Linked DNA regions of Homo sapiens: region 2 is linked to region 1. The links are chromatin loops, found by intact Hi-C in ENCODE. Cell type or tissue: IMR-90. All regions are shown on one strand. Each heading gives the region's core, and the rest is flanking DNA. Links, peaks and the distances in the headings are about the cores only.

What was found. Peaks named below come from ENCODE experiments on the same cell type or tissue, not always from the same donor. Only the 100,000 strongest peaks of a DNase experiment are listed, where the experiment ranks them.
Region 2: a loop joins it to region 1, with 2.4 times the contacts of the local background. A loop is called at or near these places in 3 of 110 quality-filtered maps.

Annotation. Positions count from the first base shown.
Region 1 is chr2:218,728,492-218,736,808 of GRCh38, forward strand. The region is part of intron 2 of TTLL4 (tubulin tyrosine ligase like 4); the gene reads left to right. Among named protein-coding and RNA genes, the nearest start is that of TTLL4, 22 kb to the left of the region's middle. In IMR-90, for the core only: no CTCF peak of the experiment used is centred there; DNase peaks (open chromatin) are centred at 3,290 and 5,410; H3K27ac peaks cover 3,017 bases.
Region 2 is chr2:218,803,122-218,811,438 of GRCh38, forward strand. CYP27A1 (cytochrome P450 family 27 subfamily A member 1) reads left to right here. Exons shown (of 9, transcript NM_000784.4): 2 at 6,456-6,646. Among named protein-coding and RNA genes, the nearest start is that of MIR9500, 16 kb to the right of the region's middle. In IMR-90, for the core only: no CTCF peak of the experiment used is centred there; DNase peaks (open chromatin) are centred at 2,710, 3,400 and 7,320; H3K27ac peaks cover 612 bases.

The DNA.
Region 1 (8,317 bases), core at 34-8,033:
CCTAAGTGGTAATGCCCGCTTGCCCAATGCTCAGCTCCTGCTGTGTGGCCTGGTTTCCTAACAGGCCATGGACCAGTACCAATCTGTGGCCCAAGAGTTGGGGACCCTGCTTTGGAGCACTGCCCTTCGCAAATGGAGGAGGTCCCAAATGGTAGAGGTCCCAAAAGGAATATCCTGGCAATGTGGGAAGGCTGACTAGGGATTTGTGCCCAGGAGACCTGTAGAACATACCTCCTATAGAGAGAAGTGCTGCTGAACAGCCACTCTGATTTGGTATCTCCTTTGGCTGAGTTACAGAGCAGAGAGTCCAGGGCTGAATATGGTAGTCCCACCTTGCTTTGTTTCTGTCTGTCTTTAGGGATGTTTCTCTCTTCAGGCACTCTTGATGCTTTCTGTGGGTTGAGGCATGGACAGGGAAGCTGGTGGTCTATTTTTTTTTTTTTTTTTTTTGGCGGGGGGGGGCATAGTTTTGTTCTTGTTGCCCAGGCTGGAATGCAATGGCATGATCTCGGCTCACTGTAGCCTCCACCTCCCAGGTTCAAGAGATGCTCCTGCCTCAGCCTCCCAAGTAGCTGGGATTATGGATGCCCACCACCATGCCCGGTTAATTTTTTATATTTTTAGTAGAGACGGGGTTTCGCCATGTTGGCCAGGCTGGTCTCGAACTCCTGGCCTCAGGTGATCCGTCTGCCTCGGCCTCCCAAAGTGCTGGGATTACAGACGTGAGCCACTGCGCCCAACCTGGTTGTCTATCTTGATATCACTTTTTCCACTTTAGAAATTGTGAGTTGGGGGCAGGTTTTCTATGTCCTTGGTCCCAGGAAGATTGAGGGAGGGGATGCTGCAGATGTGGAAGTCCAGTTTTCTTACCACCTTGTCAGAATTTTTTCCCTTCTCTGTGGTCCCAGGAACGGTCTCCTCTTCATACTTGAGTTCTGGGATTTTACTGGTGATAATCTTGGTGCTGTGTATTTGTGTTTGGTTTTCTGTGAGGAAGAGTGAAGCCAGCTTGCTTCTACACTGCCATTTTGGAACCAGAAGTCCCTATTCTTAGATACTTTATTCTTTTTGGTGCTGTTGTGAATGGAATTGTGTATTTCATTTTTACATGTTGTTTGTTTGTTGCTAGTATGTAGAACTAAAACTAACTTTCGTGTATTGATTGTGTATTCTGTGACCTTACTAAACTTGGTTATTAGTTCTAGTAGGATTTTTTATTTGATAAATGTTTTAGGATTTTCTTTTCTCTCTCTTTTTAAAAAAAAAAAAAACAAAAAAAAAAAAAACAGGATCTTATTCTGTCACCCAGGCTGAAGTTCAGTGGTGTGATCATGGCACATTGCAGCTTCGACCTCCCAGGCTCAAGTGATCCTCCCACTTCAGCCTCCTCAGTAGCTGGGACTACAGGCTTGTGCTAATTTTTAAAATTTTTTGTAGAGATAATGTCTCCCTATATTGCTCAGGCTGTTCTCAAACTCATGGTCTTAAGTGATCCTTCTATTTCATCTTCCTAAAGTATTGGGATTACAGGCGTGAGCCAATGTGCCCAGCCAGGATTTTCTATGTACAAGATCATATGTCCTACAAATAATGACAGTTTTACTTCTTCCTTTCCAATCTGTGTATCTTTGATTTCTTTTTCTTGCCATGTCAAACTGCTTAGAATTTCTAGTATAGGGTCTAATAGAAATGGAGGTTAGGCATGGTGGCTCATGCCTGTAATCCCAGTACTTTGGGAGGCCGAGGTGGGCAGATCACGAGGTCAGGAGTTTGAGACCAGCCTGGCCAATATGGTGAAACCCCATCTTTACTAAAAATCCAAAAAAAAAAAAAAAAAAAAAAAAAAAAAAAAAAAAAAGAAAAAAAATTAGCTGGGTGTGGTGGCGCGTGCCTGTAGCCCCAGCTACTCGGGAGGCTGAGGCAGAACAACCACTTGAACCTGGGAGGGGGAGGTTGCAGTGAGCTGAGATCATGCCACTGCACTCCAGCCTGGGCAACAGAGCGAGACGCTGTCTCAAAGTAAATAAATAAATAAATAAATAAAATAAAAAAGAAATGGAGAGAGTGGACATCCTTGTCTTATTCCTAATCTCAGAGGAAAAGCATCTCATAATTGACTATTAAGTATGATGTTAGCTGTATCTATGGTCTTTTGACATGTCTCTATCAAATTTTGACCACTTCCTTACTTTTTGGCAGCACAAAATATTCCATTCCCATCTCCTGCTCTCCCTGCCCCAACCTTGGAATCAGCCATTTTTCAAGGAGCTCTGGCTGCTTTTATTAACAGATAGTATTTAAAATACTATCTGTTACAGGTGTGCACCACCATGCCGGGTGTGGTGGCTCATGCCTATAATCCCAGAGCTTTGGGAGGCCAAGGCAGGAGGATCATTTGAGGACAGAGTTTGAGACCAGCCTGGGCAACATAGTGGAACTCTATTGCTATAAAAATAAAATAAAGTAAAAAATTAGCTAGGCATGGTGGTGTATACTGGTAGTCCTAGCTACTCAGGAGACTGAGGTGGGCAGATGGTTTGAGCCCAGGAGTCCTAGGCTGCAGTGAGTTATGACTACACCGCTGCACTCCAGCCTTGGTGACAGAGGGAGACCTTGTCTAAAAAAAAAAAAAGAATTGGCTGGGCACGGTGGCTCACACCTGTAATCCCAGCACTTTGAGAGGCCGAGGTGGGTGGATCACTTGAGGTCAGGAGTTCGAGGCCAGCCTAGTCAACATAGTGAAACCCCATCTCTACTAAAAATACAAAAATTAGCCAGGCGTCGTGGCGGGTGCCTGTAATCCCAGCTACTTGGAAGGCTGAGGCAGGAGAATCACTTGAACCCGGGAGGCAGAGGTTGCAGTGAGCCAAGATTGTACCACTACACTCCAGCGTGGGCAACAGAGTGAGACTCTGTTTCCAAAAAAAAAAAAAATTTCACAAAAGCTCCCAAATAACAAGACGGTTCTGTTTTACAAAAGAACATTGCTTGTCCTCGCTGAAGTTTTGTAGTGGAATAATTGTTGCCTATTCCTTGTATTTTTCTGCCTTCATCACAGCTTATGAAGGGGCAGAGGGGAGATAGATCATTTGGTGCCAGTGAGAATGAGAGTTGTAACTACCTTGCTGCAAACGTTTACTGGGAGCCACTGTGCTTTTTGTGTGCTTTATGCGAATTTTTAAACTTCACCTCCCACAACTTCAGTCGGGGTATGGTACTTCCTTTCTCTTGTCTTTCCCTGAACATTCCAGCTGTGCGGTTTCAGAGTTGCATGTGATTCACTACTGATCAGTGCTCTGATTGTCATGAGTCACCACAAGGCCGTAGCTGCTCATGCAGCCTGGCTGTGAGGAGGACCTAGATTGAGGAATTTAGCTACAGAAATAGGCTTGTTTTCTTCTAAACTTGAACTCTGCCTGCTATAGCTTAGTGTTTATACCCTGTTTGCCCCTTAAGCCCTCCTGTTCCCTAGGGATCCTGTGTAGGAACAAGAAACACATTAGATCATTGCTCCATAAAATGTTAGATTATTCAAAATATCATTTTTCAGGTGAGGTCAATTTATTGGCCCCTAAAGTAAGTTCCTTGCAAGCTGCTGATTGGAGGGTCAGCTGATGGTAGATCCTTTGGACTTAGTAACAGAGAGTAAGTATGAATGTCTTGAGCTATCTTTAAGTAGTATAAATATGTAGTTAATCCTTTATAATTTACATAGTCAGCAATTACTCTTTATAAGTTTAGATTTGTTTAAGTTGGGAGTTTTTGAAATGGGCTTCCAGTAGTAGCCAGTACATAGCCTTCTACATATGTAAATACCTTTTCTCCTGTTGTCTTTCTTTTGATGTTTCTTCCTAAAATACTTCCTGGGAGATGAGCAGTCTGCCTTTTGGATCCTAGAGGCGCACATATACACAAAGTGTGCATTATCACAGTACACTTAGAAATATAAGGGACACTGGGAGAAAGGTCTTCCAGGTGTCATCGTAGGAGGGCAGAGTATATCACAGGGAATGGGCTTGATGACTTTGCTGAAAATTGCCCTTCGAGTATGTGCTGTCGGTAGGGTCTGGGTGCCAGACATTATTTGCCTCTCTGGACTTTGACTTTATGGCAGAACTCACTATGTTAGCTTTTAAAACAAGGTTCTCACTTCCTTCACTTCTTAGATTTTGGGTCTTCAGAAGCTTTTTAAAGTTTGTCACTTGCATTCCTGTAGGGCAGTGGGCAGGATGCGGGAAAAGATGACCTGTGGCAGTGATTGGGGGTCTGGGACCCAAGCTGCCTGAATGCTTTAGTTAGGCCTCTGCCTCCCAACCATTTGAGGTTTTGATCTCATCAGGAATCTCTATAAGGAGAAGGAAGGAAGTTGTTTTTAGCAACCATCATTTCCCTGTCTTAACGTGACACTACTTCTGAACCTCAAACACTGAAACTAGGTTGGAGCATTTGTATGTGATACTGTCGTGAGTGATACTGTTTACTTGGCATTCTTGAAGTTACTCTCTGCAGAGTATCTGATGCAACAAATTTGTCTTTGCTTGGTAATTCCTAACACAGCCATCTTATCCAACCTTGGATATCTCTTACTAACTTTGGAGCTATTTCCCAGAAAGAGAGTTACAGAAACATCCTCTCACCTGCTTGGCCCTTGAGTCCAGACATATTTCTTTAGGAAGACAGTGGCCCTTATCCAACTTGCTATACTACACATCATGGGGACTGTATTAGTTCGTTCTCGTACTGCTATAAAGAAATACCTGAGACTGGGTGATTTATAAAGAAAAGAGGTTTAATTGGCTCATGGTTCTGCAGGCTGTATGGGTAGCATGGCTGCGGAGGCCTCAGGAAACATTCAGTTGTGGCGGAAGGGGAAGCAGGCACGTCTTCACATGGCCAGAGCAGGAGAGAGAGAAAGCAGGGTGGTGCTACACACTTTTAAACAACCAGATCTCATGAGAACTCACTATCATGAGAACAGCAAGGGGGAAATCCGCCTCCATGATCCAGTCACCTCCTCCAACATTGGGGATTACAACTCAACATGAGATTTGGTGGGGACACAAATGCAAACCATATAGGGACTATGAGAGGAGACAAGAAGTGGGAAATGACCATTGCAGAGATATGAGATCTGGAATACCTTAGAGAGAAGAGAATCCACTCTACTCTAGTACCTGCCCAGGTGTGTTGTTTAACACTTTGTCTGGGAGCAGGCCACCTGCAGCTTCTGAGGAGGGTAGGCATGTATCCTTGTCCTCCCTCTTCCTCTTTTGGATTAAAAGCCAAGCCAGCTGGGTGTTGGGCTATTTGTGTTCATGTGCTTGGCACTGAGGGTTCATGTGGTGGGATGTAGCAAGGCAAACATTGAGCAATGTGTGTGCAAAAGGAAGTGTTGTGCAGTGAGTGCCTGTGGCTACAAGGGAGAGTGGGATTGGCTGTGGTGTTGATGAGAAGTCAGTGATGTGCTTTTAGGGACTTTCCACAAAGGGCCTTGGTATAAACATGGAGGAGTGTTTCCAACCTGGCTTTTGTCTGGTACCTAAAGATTAAAGATAATGGAGGGGATGGAGTCTAAATATGTGTTTCATTCTGTTTAATAGGCATTGTAGACTCAGACAGATTTGAGTTTTAATCTAGGCACTGCTACTTATTGGTTATTTAATTATAGGAAAGTTACTTAACTTTTCTGAGTCTTGGATTCATCATCAGTAAACTGAATGTAAGGTTTTTTTTAGGATTAAATGAGATAATATGGATAAAATGCCTAGCATGGTACCAGACATTCATTAGGTGCCCAAACTAGTATTCAAGTTTGTTTCCCCTTCATTTACTGTGCTTTTCCAGTTTGTTTACTCAACAGAATATTGAGCACTTCCTGTGTATCAGTCACTGTGTTGGGGACATCAGCTGGAGGAGAATGTGCTCCTTGCTCCTAGTGTGATGAGTTAGTTCATTGTTGAAGCTAATGTTCTGTGAGCAGTGATGGTGGCATGCGCAGAGGTGAGGCATCCTGTTCAAACTCAGGAGTCAGGGAAGACTGCCTAGGTCATGTTGCAGCTGATTTTTTAAGTTGGGTGAAGAAGAAGAAAGGGCTCCAGGAACAGCACTTGTAAGGGAATGAAGAGCTGAGCTAGCATGATGCACGTGGGAATCAATAGTGGGGCTGTTTTTCAGGGGGACCAGCCTGAGTTTTCATTTCCCTAGGCATTCTCCTACCACTTTGGTATGTCTGTTGTGTTGCATTGGTGGGGAAAATGTGGCTTCCCGAAAGAGGATTAAGTGACGGGATTATGAATTATTTTGAGTGTACTTAATACACATGCATGCGTGCTTGTAGTCTCGTAAAGTGAATGGCAGGATTTGACTTTTCCCTTTGTCTCTATGCTTCTCTACCACAAACACACGCTGTAATTGTTCCAAGCACGGTATTTCCATAGTTTGGATTTGTGTGGTGGTCCATTTTCTGTAACCTCATTTTGAGGTGACTGGCCTCAAAATCCAGTTTTAGCATTTATGCTGTTTTTAGCTCATTATCATTTTGAATATTGGCAGTGCTGCATTGTGATTTTTTGTACTCCCCTTGAGAAAGAGTCCATGTAGGTCAGCCTTTGCAGGTAAAGAGGGCGATATCCCATGGCTTCTGCAGTGTTTGTTGGTGGTATTCATTCGTGGCTGTAGACAGGAATCTTAGTTCTTCCTTGGCCATTACACTGTTAATCAGAATACAAGGTACTCTCCCCATTTTTGCATTTTAAATATAACTTAAGCGAAAAAACCATCTCTCCTAGGGCTGGGTTCAGTGGCTCAGGCTTGTAATCCCAGTTTATTGGGAGGCTGAGAGAGGAGGATCGCTTGAGGCCAGGAGTCGAGACCAGCCTGGGCAGCATAGTGAGATACCGCCACTCCCTATCTTAATAAAAAAATTTAAAAAAATCAACTGTGTGTGGTGATGCATGCCTGTGGTCCCAGCTATTTGGGAGGCTGAAGGGGGAGGATCATTTGAGTCCAGGAGTCTGAGGCTGCAGTGAGCCATGTTTGTGCCACTGCATTCCAGTTTGGGTGACAGAGCAAGACCCTCAAAACAAAACAAAACCTCTCTGCAAATTCCTTCCCTCTAGCTACTCTGAAAACACACTTGATGAGAATGTCAGGATTCCATTCAGAATTATCCCAGACAAATGACTCCTTTTTTTTTTTTTGAGACAGAGTCTCACTCTGTCACCCAGGCTGGAGTGCGATGGCGCGATCTCGGCTCACTGCAACCTCCGCCTCCCGAGGTCAAGCGATTCTCCTGCCTCAGGCTCCCAAGTAGCTGGGATTACAGGCACCCTCCTCCGTGCATGGCTAATTTTTGTATTTTTAGTAGAGAGCGTTTCACCATGCTGGCCAGGCTGGTCTTGAACTCCTGACCTCGTGATCCACCTGCCTTGGCCTCCCAAAGTGCTGGGATTACAGATGTAGCCACCGTGCCCAGCCTTTTTTTTTTTTTTTTTTTTTTTGTGAGACAGGGTCTCACTCTGTCACCCAGGCTGGAGAGCAGTGGTGCTATCTTGGTTTGCTGCAACTTCCACCTTCCATGCTCAAGCGTTTTTCATACCTCAGCTTCCCAGGTAGCTGGGACCACAGGCATGCGCCACCATACCTGGCTGATTTTTGTATTTTTTGTAGAGACGGGGTTTTGCGATGTTGCCCAGTATGGTCTCAAACTCCTGAGCTCAAGTGATCTGCCTGCCTCAGCCTCCTAAAGTGCTGGGATTACAGGTGTGAGCCATTGCACCTGGCCACGAATGACTTTTTACAGTTTTTGTTATTTCCCCCAGATGCTGCCATGAAAGCAGGCCCACCTTTCCTTACTGGAGAATATTTTGTGAATTTGATTTAGAAAGTAAGTGACCATGCTGAACAGTTTGAGACCCAGAAGGCTGGCTTACAGGTTTTGTATTAAAGGAAACACTGATTGAGAAGATGCAAAAGAGACAGGCTCTTCCTCCCTGAGATCAGCCCAAACTTAAGCCTGGGCTTTGGAGTAAAGAAAGCTTCTGTCCTCTTCTTACTCCCTGAACTCTCCTGTCCCAGTATGGCTGCTGGAAATAAAGTCACTTTAAGTAAAAATAATGCTGGTGTTTAGTTCAATTTCCTTTCTTCTTTTTCCCACCAACACACAGGATGGAATTTAAATCTGTATAGTTAGCAGAGATGAAATTGCTGTCTCAGCTCCAGAATAAACTCCGGGATCAGCAAGGGAATTCTCTTCTCCTGTCTGAACTTGTCCTATTTAACCATGAAAAGCAGACTAAATCAGAGGCAGCTGAGTTGA
Region 2 (8,317 bases), core at 101-8,100, 75 kb after region 1:
TTTAGTAGAGACAGGGTTTTGCCATATTGGCCAGGCTGGTCTTGAATTGCTGGTCTCAAACTCCTGGACTCGAGTGATCTGCCTGCCTTGGCCTCCCAAAGTGCTGGTATAATGGGCGTGAACCACCACGCCCAGCCATTCTTTGCTTATTTTTAAACTGAATTTGTCTTTTTGTTGTTGGGTTGTAACAGTTCTTTGTATACTCTGGATATTAAACCCTTATCAGATATATGATTTACAAATATTTTCTCTCGTTCTATAAGCTGTCTTTTCACATTCTTGATAATGTCCTTCGAGGCACAAAAGTTTTAAATTTCTTTTTTGAGACCGAGTCTCGTTCTATTGCCAGGCTGGAGTGCAGTAGTGCGATCTTGGCACTGCAACCTCTGCCTCCCAGGTTCAAGCAATTCTTCTGCTTCAGCCTCCCAGGTAGCTGGGACTACAGGCACACGCCACCACACCCAGCTAATTTTTGTATTTTTAATAGAGAAGAGGTTTTGCCATGTTGGCCAGGATGGTCTCGATCTCTTGACATCGTGATCTGTCCACTTCGGCCTCTCAAAGTGCTGGGATTACAGGTGTGAGCCACCGTGCCCCCGTCTTTTTTTTTTTTTTTTTTTTTTTTTTTTAGATGGGAGTTTTACTCTGTTGCTCAGGCTGGAGCGTATTGGTGCAATCTCAGCTCACTGCAGCCTCCACCTCCCGGGTTCAAGTGATTCTCCTGCCTCAGCCTCCCGAGTAGCTGGGACTACAAGCATGCGCCACCACACCTGCCTAATTTTTGTATTTTTAGTAGAGATGGGGTTTCACCATGTTGGCCAGGCTAGTCTTGAATTCCTGACCTCAGGTAATCTGCCCACCTCGGCCTCCCAAAGTGCTGGGATTACAGGTGTGAGCCACCATGCCTGGCCAAAAGTTTTTAATTTTTATGAAGAACTATTTATCTATTTAAAAAAAATTCCTCATGCATTTGTTATCAAATCTAAGAATTCATTGACATATCCAGGGTCATGAAGACTTACCCTTATATTTTATTCAGAGTTTTATAGTTTTAGCTCTTCTTTTTAGATTGTTGATCCATTTTGAATTAATTTTTGTATATGGAGTGAGGTAGGGGTCCAGCTTCATTCTTTTGCATTTAGTTATCCAGTGGTCCCAGTACCATTTGTTGAAGAGACTTTCTTTCCCCATTGAATGGTCTGTGCACCCTTGTCAAAAATCAGTTGACTGTAGATGTTCTAGTGTATTTCTGAATTCTCAGTTGTATTCCATTGGTCTATATGTCTACACTTACACTAGTAACTTACTGTTTTGATTACTGTAGCTTTGCAGTAAGTTTTGAAATCAGAAAATGGGAATGTTCCAACATTGTTTTCTTTTTTAATATTGTTTTGGCTATTTAGGGCCCCTTGCAGTTCCATATTAATTTTAGGATCAGGTTTTCCATTTCTGCAAAAAGGCTATGGAATTTTGAAAGGGAATGCATTGAATTTGTAGTTTGCCTTGGGGAGTACTGCTGTTTTAACAATATTAAGTCTCCTAATCCATGAACATGGATGACTTTCCACTTATTTAGGTCTTTAATTTCCTTCAGCAGTGTCTAGTAGTTTTCAGTGTTCAAATGTTTCACCTCCTTGGTTAAAAGTATTCCTAGGTATTTTATCTTTTGGATACTATCATTAGTCTGTTTGGGCTGCCATAACAAAATACCACAGACTGGATGGCTTAAACAACAAATTTATTTTCTCACAGTTCTGTAGGCTAGAAGTGAGAGATCAGGGTGCCAGTGGTTGGTTTCTGATGAGGGCTGTCTTCCTGGCTTGTAGTTGGCTGCCTTCTTCCTGTGCCCTAGAGGGCAAGCTCTCTGGTGTCTCCTATTATGAAGACACTAATTCTATCAGATCAGGGCCCCACCCTTATGACCCCATTTAACCTTAGTTACTTCCTTAGAGGCCCCATCAACAAATGCAGCAACACGGGGTTTAGGGTTTCAACATAAGAATTTGAGGGGAGTGCAGACATTCAGTCCAAAACAGAGGTTATTGTAAATGGAATTATTTTCTTAATTTCCTTTCAGATTGTTCTTCCAGGTTCTTAAAACTCTAGACGAGCTACTGTTAACAAGTTTCCTACGTATCCTCTTCCCCACCCCCTTTCTATGTCTGTCTCTGTCTCTCTCATGTTCTTTGCATTGTCTGCAACATGTTTCTTTCTGCTGGATTCATTGACAACTGTTAAGTATGTACTGAGTGTCTTATTAATGTGCTTAGCAGTGTGCCCAACAATTTGGGATGTCATAAAGAAGTATGACATGGTTTTCACCCATGAGGATTTTCAATTTAGTTGAAGAGACAAGACATCCGCAAAATAATTAGAAAACTGTTTAGGAACATATGTAATCAAATTCTCAACTGTCTGGCCCATGCACTAGGATAAGAACTCCTTAAGAATGGTCTTTTATGCTGTGCTTACTGCTGTATCCCTAGGAGGAACAGGACATGAGATTCATAAATGAATGTTGAATGAATTCAACATTCTCCTGCTTTGGAGTTTTGTCAGGTGGGGGCTAACCCTCCCATTCATCCTGAAAGATGATCTTTGTTCTGCAAAGTGGCTCTTAGACAGGACCCATCCGAGAATGCTGGGACTTTCCAACTGGCTCAGGTTACGATCTAATGGTAGGATCACAGACACAGCACGCATCTCTCAGCAAGTATCCTGCTGTCTTTCTAAAATAACTTCTTACATAAGTAGATCCTTGTTAAGTTCCACTAAGTAAACTAACTGAGGAGCATGAAGGAAGAAGGCATGGCTTAGCTAAAAGGAGAAATGTCCCAGAAACCTCCATACTGACAGCCAGGAAGTAGTCTCAGAGGCTTTGGATTCCAGGAAAGAAGCTGGTATTGTTTTTCTACTTTAAAAATATAACTTTTTTTCTGCTGATTCCAAGAACGTGGCAAAAAATTTTTGAAAAATAAATCACAGTATAGAGAAGAAAGTAAGTTAATTTGTAAAGCACTGTTTACCACCATTGAGATAACTGCTGTTCAGATTTTTATTAAAATGTTATACATAAGTTTACTTCAACTTAACAGAAGGATAAGAAACCAAACTTTAGAAAAATATTTCTTCAAAATGGTATATATTTGTTTTAAACAGGTCTTCTAAAATTAAAGAATTAGGAGACATATTAAGAGGCTGGACTTATTGCAGTAGTTCTCAATCTATGGTGATTTCATCCCCCAGGGGACATTTTGGAAATGTCTAGAGACATCTGTGGTAGCCACAACTCAGAGGGGGTGCGGTACTTGTGGGGAGAGGCCAGGAATGCTGCTAGGCACCCGGCAACGCACACCACTGTCGGCTACAACATAGAATTATCCACTCCGAGTATTAACAGTGCCACAGTTGAGTAATCCTGGGTTGTTATTGCATAATATTGTGGTTTTAAAATAGTACACGCTTTTCAAGGGCCTACGTTTGTTTCCAGTTAGAAGGACATAGTTGTTTTCTCAGGGATCCGTGGAGTAAGTGGTTCAGAGCATGGCCTCCAGCCAGGTGTTTGGAGTTTGAATCCTGACTCTGCTACTTAATGATAAAGTGACCTTGAGCAACTTCTTTGGGCCTCAGTTTCCTCATCGGCAAAATTGTGGTAATATTAAACCTACCCCAAACAGCTGTAGTGAGGATTGAATGAGCTAATATAAGTAAAATTCTTGGAACAGTGTCTGGTTCATGGTCAGCTCTATGGAAACACGTGCAATTATTATTGTTAATGTCTTAAACTGGAAACAAATTAAGCCTACTTTTAGGACAGGTCTCCTAGGGAATTTTTTTTTTTTTTTTTTTTTTTGAGATGGAGTCTCACATTGCCACCCAGGCTGGAGTGCAGTGGCATGATCTTGGCTCACTGTAACCTCCTCCTCCTCCCGGGTTCAAGCGATTCTCCTGCCTCAGCCTCCCAAGTAGCTGGGATTACAGGCGCCCACCAACATGCCCAGCTAATTTTTTGTATTTTTAGTAGAGACGGCGTTTCACCATGTTGGCCAGGTTGGTCTCGAACTCTTGACCTTGTGATTTGCCCACCTCAGCCTCCCAAAGTGCTGGGATTACAGGCGTGAGCCACTGTGCCCGGCCCTCCTAGGGAATTTAATAGAGGAAAATAGATGTGTATGTAAAGTATTTTTTAAAAAGCAACCTTTAAGGAAAAAAACAAAACTCACTCACAGGAAAATGATATGGCTGGGGCACTTATAAATCTAAGGAGTATTTACAGGAATTCAGAGGCTCAGCAAGGATTCCCTGCCTTCTAGAACTATCTGGTCAATGTCAGGTGACTTACTGTTTCAGAAAACATTTCTTTTTGTACCTTTAGACTTTAAAAATTTGAATAGGTAATACATTATCATAGTTCAAGACTCAAACAATAGAACATGATACACACTAAGCAGTCTGACCCCCTCCGCTGCTCCCCTGACCCTCCCATAGTAATCACTTTATATTTATTTATTTAGAGACAGAGTCTCACTCTGTCATCTAGGCTGGAGTGCAGTGGGTACAGTCATGGCTCAATGCAGCTTTGACTTCAAGCAATTCTCCCACCTCAGCCTCCGAGTAGCTGGAATCACAGGCGCACACTGCCATGCCCAGCGAATTTTTTTTTTTTTTTGTAGAGGCAGGGTTTTGCCATGTTGCCAAGGCTGATCTCAAACTCCTTAGCTCAAGTGATCCTCCAGCCTTGGCCTCCCAAAGTGCTGGGATTATAGGGGTGAGTCACCATGCCCGGTCCAGTAATCACTTTCACTAGTTTCTTATGTATCCATCCAGTATTTTTCTATGAAAGCAAATACAAATACTATATATTCTTATTTTAGACCTCCTTTCTTAGGCAAAAGATATACTTTTTCACATAATCTATCTTGGATATCTTTCTGTATTAGTACACAAGGAATTTCTTCATCCCTTTTTAAGGTGACATAGTATTTCATTATGTGGATATCTCATGCTTTGTTTATAAATTTGCTCGTACTTTTGTAAATATTAACAAATCGTCCTCCAAGTAGGGATGTGTTATTTTGGAGTCCTACCAGCAGTATATTTTCCTTCCAGGAAAATAGGCATATTCACTGCAGTTTGCAGACGATCAGCTGTTCAAAATTAGAACACACTGGCAGGTGTTCCTGGGAGGTAGAAATGGGAAACAGGTCTAAATGGATGTTAGGGGTTTGTCAAGACTGTCCTTCCAGGAACTGGCAGAATCAGCCATTTGTTCAAGGTGATGTCTGGGTATATGGGTGATATATTGGAGGCAATTATGTTGGATTGGTCCTAGGAGAATCCAGTTTTTAACACCAAAACTAAGATCCAGTAAAGTTGGAGTTTTTCTGGACTATGGGTTGGGTGACGTTTCCTTCTGTAATTTGAATGATAGATTTCATCTCCACAATTGGTAATGTCTCTTTTATAGAAGGTCTTTGGCCTAATTTCTATACTGGAACCGATTCTGATCCTCTCAAAATCTCTTCAGTAACTGATTAGGAAAGATGAAGTGCCCAGGAAACCACTGTGTTTCATTTTCTTTCAGTTTGTAGGTGTAACTTACCTAGGAAATATAGTCTTAGGATTTGTGGGTTATTTTAAATTTTTACCCCCCAAAACGTGTTTCTTTTCCTTCTCATTTTCAGCAACTATAAGACTATCATAGCAATGTCAATTTCATAGAGGCCGTGGATATCTATCGTCAAGTGCTTTAGAAATTCTAAGATAAAATATTTGAGAATTATATTACATAACATGGCCAGTACTTTTTTTTATTTCTTTTTTTGTCATGTTCTTAGATTTCAAAGACAAAATCATATGGAAGCTCAGGAAACTCATGGGAAATAAATAAATAAATAAATATCATACCGCATGGCTTACTTACTTATTTTTGGACCCTGACTTTCTCATCCAGCTTATTGTTTTTTCTGTTTTCTCATCAGTCTTCTTTTTTCTTGTTGATTACATAAGGCATTCATCATTTCATTGACAGCAAGCTGCAGTAGATTTAAATACAAAAAAAGGAGCTATAGGCTTTCTATCTCACCTCACTAAAGGGCTCAGTTTCCCTCAAATGCTGGCCTCCAACATACACCTCAACGTACCTCAGTTTGCCATATAGCCCATTTTTCCAAACTTTCACTCCTCCAAGGACCTCAATGCCTCCAGTTCCACCAGACACGCATTGCTCTAATATTCTAGCTCCTTGTGTGCCCATTTTTTAAATTTGCTCTTCCTCTGGAACAACAGGCCATCCTGGTGCCTACATCATACACAATGCCCTTTTTTTTTTTTTTTTTTTTTTGCCCAGCTCATTTGCTCTTGTGTAGCCATCAGACCCTTCCTCACCTCATCTCCTGTCCTGGGAGCACCTGCCCAGCTTGGCCCAGTTATTCAGTTTTGATTGAACTCCACAGGTGCTTTACAAGGCCAAGTACGGTCCAATGTGGATGTCCTACTTAGGGCCTCAGATGCACGTGAACCTGGCCAGTGCCCCGCTCTTGGAGCAAGTGATGCGGCAAGAGGGCAAGTACCCAGTACGGAACGACATGGAGCTATGGAAGGAGCACCGGGACCAGCACGACCTGACCTATGGGCCGTTCACCACGTGAGCTGGGGCCTGAAGGGACTGGAACAGGGCCCCAGAGGGCCAGGGCGAAAGACAGTGGGCACAGGGCAGGCAGGTGGATAACCGGCAGAATAGTACCCTCTGCATCCTCTGAGCCTGATGGTCTAGAGAGCAGTTGTTGGGAGGTGCTGAAGCCCAGGGACCATTCATTGGCTCTCCACTAATAAATATTAGGTTGGTGCAAAAGTCATTGTGGTTTTCACCATTTAAAATTATGGCAAAAACCACACCTGTAATCCCAGCACTTTGGGAGGCTGAGGTGGGCGGATCACTTGAGTTCAGGGGTTCGAGATCAGCTTGGCCAACACGGTGAAACCCCGTCTCTACTAAAAACACAAAAATTAGCCAGGTGTGGTGGTGGGCACCTGTAATCCCAGCTACTTGGGAGGCTGAGGCAGGAGGATCGTTTGAACCCAGGAGGTGGAGGTTGCAGTGAGCCGAGATCATGCCACTGCACTCCAGCCTGGGCAACAGAGTGAGACTCCATCTCAAAAAAGAAAAAAAAAAAAACTTTTTAACTTGACATCTGCCACTGAGGGTAAGATTTAGGTTGCAGGTTTTCACTGGGCCAGGCCACCTATGACATGACAGCTCAGATTTAGAATCGGAGCTAAACATTATGTAGAGCCCTTTGTAATCTATTTACATTTTTTTCTCTAAAGCCAGTTTCCTGAATAGATGATATCATATGCATGCATTTAAAAGCTCTTTTGTGAATCTTTGAGTCAGATGACTGGGGAAAAAAAGCTATTCTGCTAACTCATGATAAGTTTGGGGTTCTCAAATTTTTGTTTTAACATATATATTTTTAAAATATCATTTTATGAAGCATTGTTTCCTCCAAGTGATTTTTTAACAACCACGTTTAAGTTCTGTATATCCGATTCCTACTGTTGAGAGAGTTTTACTTTTGGAACAACGTGAAGTCCCAACAAATAGGTCTATTCTGGTTTTCATTTCTTTTTCAGCAACACTTTCAGTTTATCTTTTTGCAATTTTCCCTTAACATAATAAAGGCAGCTCCTGGGGTGGGGTGTTGAAGGTCATTAAAGAAAAAATATATATTAAAAAAAATTTGACTGGGTGCGGTGGCTCACGCCTGTAATCCCAGCACTTTGGGAGGCCAAGGTGGGCGGATCATGAGGTCAGGAGATCAAGACCATCCTGGCTAACACGGTGAAACCCCGACTCTACTAAAAAAAAATACAAAAAATTAGCTGGGTGTGGTGGCATGCACCTGTAGTCCCAGCTACTCAGGAGGCTGAGGCAGGAGAATCGCTTGAACCTGGGAGGTGGAGGTTGCAGTGAGCTGAGTGGGTGACAGAGCGAGACTCTGTCTCAAACAAAACAAAACAAAACAAACAAAAATACAACTTTATTGGTTTTAAAAATTCAAAAGTAATACTCACCGTGGAAATTCCAATAATAAAATATGAAGTCTCTTGCCCTTCCACCCCTATTGCATCCTCCTTAGCAACCAGTACTGACAGTTTGTTGTGTATTCTCCCCTCTTTATCCAGGAGCATGCAAATATACATGTGGATAGGTAGGATTTTGTCTCCTCTTAAAATTGGACCATATTGTACTTATTGCTCTACAGCTAGCCTTTTAAAAAAATGGACTCATACCCAGCTTGCTTAGGAAAGGAAA